Regions from separate parts of the Mus musculus genome. Here region 1 is linked to region 2. Evidence: chromatin contacts called from ENCODE Hi-C or POLR2A ChIA-PET data. All regions are on one chromosome and are shown on one strand. The core of a region is the stretch at or near the end of the contact, and the rest is flanking DNA. Distances in the headings are between cores, read along the strand shown. Region 1 holds the start of Garnl3 (GTPase activating RANGAP domain-like 3). Region 2 holds the start of Angptl2 (angiopoietin-like 2).

Region 1 (3,935 bases), core at 895-3,394, 85 kb after region 2:
TTGAGCAGCTTCCTCCATCAGATTAGCCTGTAGACAGGTCTGTGAGGGCTTTTGGTAGTGGTGGTGGGGTGCTGTGAAGGATCTAAGCCCACTGTAGGTGGTAGTATCCCGGGCAGGTGGTACTTGGCTAGATAAGAAAAGAAGGTGAGCAAGCCAGAGGAAAATCTGTTAAGTGCTGATTCAGTTCTTGAGTTCCTCACCCTTCCAGCTCCAAACTGTTGTACCTCGTTGTGGACTCCGCTTCAGCCAGGAAGACCCGCATCATCCAGGCACCCCTGAAGTGAGGAAGAGGCAACGTGGGCGGGGCTTGTGTAGGGCAGGGGAAGCTAAAGGGCTCTTGGGGCTGAATAGCCAAGGGACAAGAGACGCAGAATTGCTCCAAGTACAGACCTCAGTTTCTGCTTGGGACATTGAGCTCCTGCTCTGACTTCCCAGATGATGGGCTGTAGCCTGTAAGACAAATAAAGGCTTTCTTCCCTAAGGTGCTTTTGATCACAGCAACAGAAACTGAACTAGAAATAGATGGCAAAGCCATCCTTACTTAAACTCAGATGAATTTCCACACCCAACTACAGTGCAATGTTACAGAACTCAGATGATGCATCCGACTCGGGGAGGAAATGAGGGGTGGAGGTTAGAGCTGTCACAAAATTGGAAGGTTATGAATGAAAACCTGAACCCACAACTGGTAGACAACCAAAGCTCCCCTCAGCCTCACTGTGTCAGACCACAAACAGCCACCAGGAGACAGTAGTACCTCCTTTTGCTGACTGGTTAGATCCTGAGGTAGCGCAAACCTCATGGTGGACCCCAGTTCAGGCAGGAAGACCCGCACCATCCAGGCACTCCTGAAGTGAGAAAGAGGCGACATGGGCGGGGCTAGATAGGCGGGACTTGTAGGCGGGGAAGCTAGAGGGCTCTTGGGGTGGAATAGCCAAGGGACGAGAGAACAAAATTGCTCTAAGTACAGACCTCAGCTTCAAGAGAAAAGAGGCGGAGCTCCGGGGTTGGGGGCCATGCCTGTGGGCGGGATGTGGAGAAAGGCGGCCCCCAAAAGAAGGCGGTGCTACGATAGAAAGGACCAAGAGGTGCTGAGGTGAGGAGGGTCAGCAGAGAATCCAGCAATCGGAGCTGTGGAGCGGCGGGCCGATAGAGCGCTCTGTGCTGGAGGGGTAGGTGGGAAGGGCCTAGATCTGTGGGAATGGTAAGGAGCGGGAGTGATGGGCCGTGGACCCGACGAAGTTGAGGATCCAGTGGGCATTGGGAGCCTGCGTGCGCTACACAGAAGAACGGAGGGAGCGCGGGTAGAAGATCTTGGTGAGGCCAGTTCAGGAGGGGCGTGGCTGGAGCTGGTGTAGAGGCAGGGTGGGGCCTGCACTGGTCTGAGAAGGGCCGGAGAAACGGAGATCGTTAGCTCGGGGCGTGGCCTGTGCCCAGACTAGGGAGTGAGGTGGGTTTGGCTAAGAGATGGGGCGGGCCCTTGGCAAAGCTGAAGGGCAAAGGGACTGACTGGATAAGGGTTTGGGGTGGGGCCTGAGCCCACTGATAGGTAAGGCTTGGTACTTGGGGCGGGGCACGGGTGGAGCCTGAGCAGAGCTGAGAGGAGATCTGCGTGATTGGGGCGGGGCAAAGGCGGACAGGGGCGGGACCTGAACCTAATTCAAATAGACTGGGTTGGGGCGGTGAGGGGGCGGGGCCTAAACCCAGCTGAGTGGTGAGGGAGGATCTTCTAGATTAGGGGCGAGGCAGGGGGAGGGCCAAGGCCTCAAAAAGGACCAAAGGGAGTGGATTCGGTAGGAGATCAGGGAGGTTCCGGAGACTAGCTCCGGAGAGATGAGGCAAACTTCGCTAGGCTAGGGGCAGGGCTTAAAGCCAGAGGTTCGGAAGAGGCGTACCTGCTAGAATGGGGGCGGGGCAGAGGTGAGGCCTAAAGCCAGAGGCGTGGTTAGGCCGTTAGAGTAGGGGCGGGGCCTAAAGCCTCAGGCGTGTTCAAGGGACCTGATTAGAGTAGGGGCGGGGCTTGGACCCCGCGAATAGTCTGAGGGCGTGGTTAGGCTGGAGTTCGGGGCGGGGCCTGAGGTCCCAGGCTGGGCTGGAGTTTGGGGCGGGACAGAGGCGGGGCTTGGGTCCGGTGAGGGGTGCGGGGCGGGGCGTGGGCTGCGGCGCGCTAGCTGAGCGTCCGGCCGAACACCGCCGAGGCCCGAGCCCACCCGAGTGTGCCCGAGCCGTCGGCCCCCGCCCGGGGCGATGGAGCAGGAACCCGGCGGGGCTGCCGCTGCGCTCCTGCGGCAGAAGAGGGCGGCGCTGCGGCGCAGGGGGTGCAGCTTTGAGAGTCCCAGGTACCGTTGCCCCGGAGGGGTGCAGCCTCTAGGGGTGGGAGAGGGGAGTAGGCCACGTGGGGGTTGGCGGTGTGAGGGGACAGAGTGTGGCGAGGCCGCGGCGTGGGAGGGAGTCGGCGCAGAGCCCAGTAGAGCGGCCGGGCCACGCTGAGGGAGTGCCCAGCGGGAGGGCTAGAGACCTGTGTCCGGCCGGCAGATGATGTGGACGTCCGAAGCCTCGGCCCTGTGACAGGCCCTGCACACTACGGCTCAGGGAGGTCTTGGGCTGTGGAGAACGCGACCTGCCTGCTTCTAAATGCTCAAGGACAAGGTCGGAACCCCTAAGCCCCCAAAAGGACACCCTTTAGGCTTCTCTTGCTTTCTATAATCCATCCTCGCACCCCAAGTGCCTGGCCACCTGCTGCCTATGGCCCCGCCCATCTGTGGTTGGGGTGGGGGGCACCCTGCATAGTTCCTAGGTCCTTTCTCTTTCCCAGGTTGTCCGTGCCCCTCCCGGACTTACCTTCCTTAACTGGCGCCCTCCTGAGGAACCAGCCTGGCCGTAGGTGAAGCTTGGCTGCTGCCGGACACGCCCTTCCCTTTGCGGCTCTTGCCCATGCCTATCCCCGGCTTACTCCCACCTCCAAGGAATTCCTTGTAACTTGAAATGGGTCCTGCTTCCAGGTGGACTCATTCCTTTCAGAATGACTCCAGCACCACCATCTGGGCCAGATTTTCATCAGTATTCTGTAATAATGGCCTTAGGGAGGGTATCCTGAAGCCAACCCCCTTCCTCCTAGCCTACTGCTGCCTGCACCCCTGAGTTTTTAATTGCCATAGCATGGGTAGGGACGAGGAAGAGAAAAAAGATGTAGGACTCTAACCTCCACTGAGGTGGAAAAGAGAGTTCATTTGCTAAGGCACAAAGCAAACCAGCCAAGATCCTTAAAGGAAGGTGTGATGCCCTTAATTGGCCTTTCTCAGACTCAGTCCTTGACACACTGCTCCAGCAGTTCTGATGCTGTGTGGTAAGGACAGATATCAAGGCTGCTCTAGCCGCTGCCCTAGCCTCTTCCCCATCACCACAGCTGCCTCAAGCCTGGCCCATCACAGAGCCTGAAGGGCTTGGGCACTCCTCCCTCAGGCTGTAGAACTGCTCATCAATTCTTTTTGAAAGTCTTTCTTGAACTCTAGGCTTAGCTTTGTGTGATCAGCACCTGGGCATCTGCCAAGAAGGTTCTAAATATTTGTGTGGTGACCTGAGTGGAACATTTCCCTTCCATAGGAGACCCAGGCAGCTAACAATCTCTATGGCTTGAGCATGAAGAATAGGAAGAGGTATACCAAGAGACTGGAGCAAAGAGAATCTCTCAGGTCTGAGGCAGCCTGCTTAGGACAGTGCTGCTACAGAACTTCCGGACATGAAGGAATGGTTCTGTAATGCAGCCCATGCAGTCCGGGAGCCACAGACACCTGTGGCTGTGGAACACCTCGCCAAGACACCTGAGTGTTGAGTTGTGCTTAGCCTTCAATGCAAGTAACCACATTGATCCCAGCACTACCCCCTCAGCCAGCATTAATTAGCTTTCTCAGGCTCAGTCCTTGACACATCTGCTC
Region 2 (3,833 bases), core at 593-3,092:
TAGAGAATGTATCCAGGTCAGGGCAAGAGTTGGGGTACTGGTTCTTCCCTCTGGGCATGCTGATGGTTGGGCTCTAATAACTGGTAACCAGGGCTTTAGAGACTCTGAACACATCTCGTGCGCCACCCCTGGAGAGCAGTGAGTGATGTGTGACTTGAAGAAACCCTGAAGTCACATGCCAGGCTTCCTCATCTGGGAGATGGAGGTAGTTAGATGTGTGTTGTGGGGTTGCTGCAGGTGTCTGCTGGGCTGTTGCTGAGCTGGGCTCTCAGCCCTCTTTTTCACAGATCAGGAAACTGAGGTTTAGAAAAGCTGTGATCTGCCACTTAACAGAGTTCAGACAGGAGCCAGCTCATAATCGCTGCCATACTAGGCCTGTACTTGGAAGAACCCATGTGGAGAGCACTGAGCTAGCTTTGGAACTTGTGTTCTCAGTCTTCCTCAAAGGGATCTTTTTCTGAGTAACAACACTGGCCTCTGGGAACTCTCCTAATCCCACAGCAGAGGCAATAGCTGACCCGTGACACGGATGTCACAGGGAGAGGGGAGGGATCAGCAGAGAATTTCTGTTTGGAAATGTTATCTCATGCTGAAGCGCTTGCTTTCAAGGGACTGACTCTGTATGTGGCGCCTGCTGTGTCCCCTCACTAGGCTGTTCAGAAAGCAGGTCCTCCACAGTCTCTCAGCCACATCCTGCTGGCTGGAGACCTGGGATCCATCTACTGTATCCTTGGGCGCAGAGGGAAAGTCAGGGCAGCACTTTGCCCCAGTCCTACCGACAGAAACTTGTGGGTGACATGTTCTGTCCCGCACAGGACGCCTCTGCTCCTGGCACGCTGGCAGCTCGTGCTGCCTGGCCCAGGGCACTTTCTGAACTGAGGCCCCCACTGCCTCAGGTCCGCATTACATCTGCTTCTGCTGTAGCATAACTCTAGCTGGCTGGGTGTGCAGGAGTCCGGAGCTTGAACACAACTTGCCCAGTCCTACACTGCCCTGCGACTCTCAGCCTGCTGCCCTTTCAAATCCGCACCTACACACATGCACATACCCGGCTACCAGCCTGTGTCCGACAGCCAAACCGGCTCACCCCAGAGGCTCTTTGTCTGAAAGAGGTGAGTGGAGCTCACCGATGAAGTCCTCAACATCCCAGCCCAGTGTGCTTGTGCCTCTACACCACCCTGCCCAAGTATTCACAGTCCTCTGCCTGGTCAGATGCTTGATTCAGCTCTGAGCAAAAGCAAGGTTTGACCCCTGTGGGGTCCAGCTGCACACGGAAGCTGGAGGAGTCAGGGTTGCCCGTCTCAAGCCCCTCTTCCCCTGGCTGCTGCAGTTGAGAGCTGACCCCTTACCTCTTCTCTCCTGCTTGGCCCTGGAGCAGCGCTTCACATGCCTCACGGTGCCATCAGCAGCACAGCCTGGCCGTGGCCTCCAGGAGAGGTCCCGAGTCTCAGGCTGGACTGGCCGCCGAGCAGCCCTGCCTCACTGGCCTCAGCTGGCAGCAGTCTATGCTCTCTGAAGCTCCTAGGGATGAGGCTGGCTCTGGTGTCACCGGGGCTGCTCCCAACCTGCTCTCCCTCACAGTGTGGTCCGCAGCTGCCTTAGTGCATGCTTCTTGCAGGTCCTGGGTCCAACAACACCACTCAGGGCTTGGGGTCCATCCCCAGGCCGACAGCAGCAGCCTCAGTTGAACTCCCAGGTCCTTTGTGGAGCCTTTACGTGCCGCCAGAGGAAACTGTGAGCACAGCCTGACCCTGGTTGGCTGCAGGCACTTCTCTCCGCCCACCAGTGCAAGAGGATCCCCCAGGCCCCAGAAAAGCTCTGGGCCTCCCCTCAGCTCCAGACAGGGGCGGGCCGCCTGGTGATGTCACACTAGCTCCAGCCCCAGCTGGCCCAGCCCCTCCTGCCTGCTTTGGCGGCCTGGGCGGGGCCCCCTCCTTCTTTGGCACAGGAAGGCTGGCCAGCTCTGCTCCTGGCTCACCAGCCTGCTCCACTCCCTGAAGGCTGACGTTGCTGGGGTGCCCTGTGTAGGCAAAGCGCTTCCACTGGACTCGGGTAACGGACTTGAGCAGCTGCGGCTGTGCAAGCAGCTGCTTGGGAGGCCAGGGAGCCCTGCTCACTCTTTCTGTGGATTGCCTTACTAAGTGTTCAGCATCTTCTTTCCAAACCACTTCATCCCTGCAGAAGGCACTGCTAATGTGGCAGTGGGGTAGGACAGTGAAAGTACCATGACTGGGTTGGGAAACTAGAGGAAGACTGTTTGCCACTCCCTGAGCTTCCTTCTCTACAGCATAAGTGAGCCACATTCCAGCAACACTGCCAGGTTCACCAAGGTCACCTGGGAAGGTCCGGTTACAGGATCAAGGACGGTGTGCCAGGTGGGCAGGTGGGCTGGACTTAAATCCAAAGCCCCTGCTATGTGACCCTGCCAGCCTTAGTTCTCAGCTGTGACTTGGGTGAACACGTGGTAGAGTCCCTGGGAGCTGTCAGTTGTGAATGGTCAAGAGAGTGGAGTGAGCGCTAAGACTGGTGGCTCCGAGTAGAGAAGGACAGGGCCTTGGTGCCTAGGCCACATCCTTCAGATGCATCAGGTCTGTTGAGCTGGCAGTAGAAGGCCACTGGCATCCTGCAGGGGTGTAGAGAGGGGGAGACCCCAAGTCCCATGCACAGGCTCACCCACTGCTTGATATTAGTGATGTCTCTTCTTTGAAAAGTGTTAGTGGTGGTGGTAACATTTAGGTACGAACTAAGAGGAAACTTTAGTGGCCCTCTCTTACAGCAAGTCAACATGGGATATTTTCCTGATCTCTAAGGAGACAGACCCACTGTGGCTCCCTCTCCTGAGACTGCCACCTTTTATTCAGGAAACAAATTATTTTTTCTGCTTCTCCTCAGCCTACTTAGCCCCTTCCCTCTTCTGTCAATTTCTTCTGTTCCTAGAAGAAACTACAGACCTTAAGGGACACCATTAGCCAGAGAGCTGATCTGGGCTGGGCAGGAAGTCTTTTTCTACCAGGGAGTGATGAGCACCGCTCTGCTTTCTGCCTAGGACCTGGTCCGGGTCCTGTGGCTGAACACCACTTATTTGGAAGTGAGTCACCATATTCCGCAGCGTGGTCATACAGCACATTGAGAGGCTGTCCCCTTTCACTTATCTTCCTCGCATTTCTAGGATGTGTTTATGAAGATGCTACTATTAGCCAAAGCCCCCGTCCTCTGACAGCAAACAGTTGGGCTGGGAGAAAACTGCTGCGTGCTGAGGGTGAATCTTACAGGGAGATGCAGCAGCCAGGGCCAGCTGCCGGATGAAATCTCTAAGCCCAATTCCATAGGATGGCTCAGACCCACTAGGCAATCAAGTGGGGGGTGGGGGATAGTCAGGGCTAGGTGGAATAGGTGAAAGTGCTATAGTTGCTTCTTCAAAGATAGTCCCAACATGCCCCAGATTACCAGGAGATTCTGACACTCCTCCCATTGAGAGGTAGTATCCATTCTCCATCCTTACAAGTCTGTGTGTGGTACCAATTTGTACTGGTAACTCCAGTACCATGAAATGAAGGAACCTGATGTCCAAGGCCAGAGAACAGGTGGTTACTTAAAGGCCAGGTGACATCTGCTCTGTCCACTGGGACACCGCCTCATAGAGCCTTGAGCAAGCCAGAGCCTGAGAAATTGAGGGTTCGTAGCACATGGTAGATAGTACTGCCTCCACTGGCATGTATGCAACGTCGCCTCCAGATGGTTCCAGCCTCTAGCTACTGAATTACCTCACCTATACTTTACTCTCAAGCATACAGTCTCCCTGTCAGGGTCCTGGCTCTGAAGGAGAGAGAGAA

The links. Hi-C counts contacts between places; a loop is a spot of excess contacts on that map. ChIA-PET counts read pairs that join two places held with the same protein, here RNA polymerase II (POLR2A).
Region 1: a map of T-helper 2 cell shows a loop between it and region 2 (2.3-fold over the local background). The contact joins the promoter of Garnl3 here to the promoter of Angptl2 in region 2. A Hi-C loop is called at or near these places in 1 of 37 maps with a recorded cell type or tissue (T-helper 2 cell). POLR2A ChIA-PET finds 5 or more read pairs at or near these places in 4 of 5 experiments (Patski and embryonic stem cell).

The regions. Positions count from the first base shown.
Region 1 is chr2:33,128,828-33,132,762 of GRCm38, reverse strand. Garnl3 (GTPase activating RANGAP domain-like 3) reads left to right here and starts at 2,144. Exons shown (of 30, transcript NM_001355200.1): 1 at 2,144-2,339. The coding sequence starts at 2,248.
Region 2 is chr2:33,213,970-33,217,802 of GRCm38, reverse strand. It overlaps Angptl2 (angiopoietin-like 2), which reads right to left and starts at 1,842. Exons shown (of 5, transcript NM_011923.4): 1 at 1,350-1,842. All of the region lies in intron 8 of Ralgps1 (Ral GEF with PH domain and SH3 binding motif 1), which reads left to right.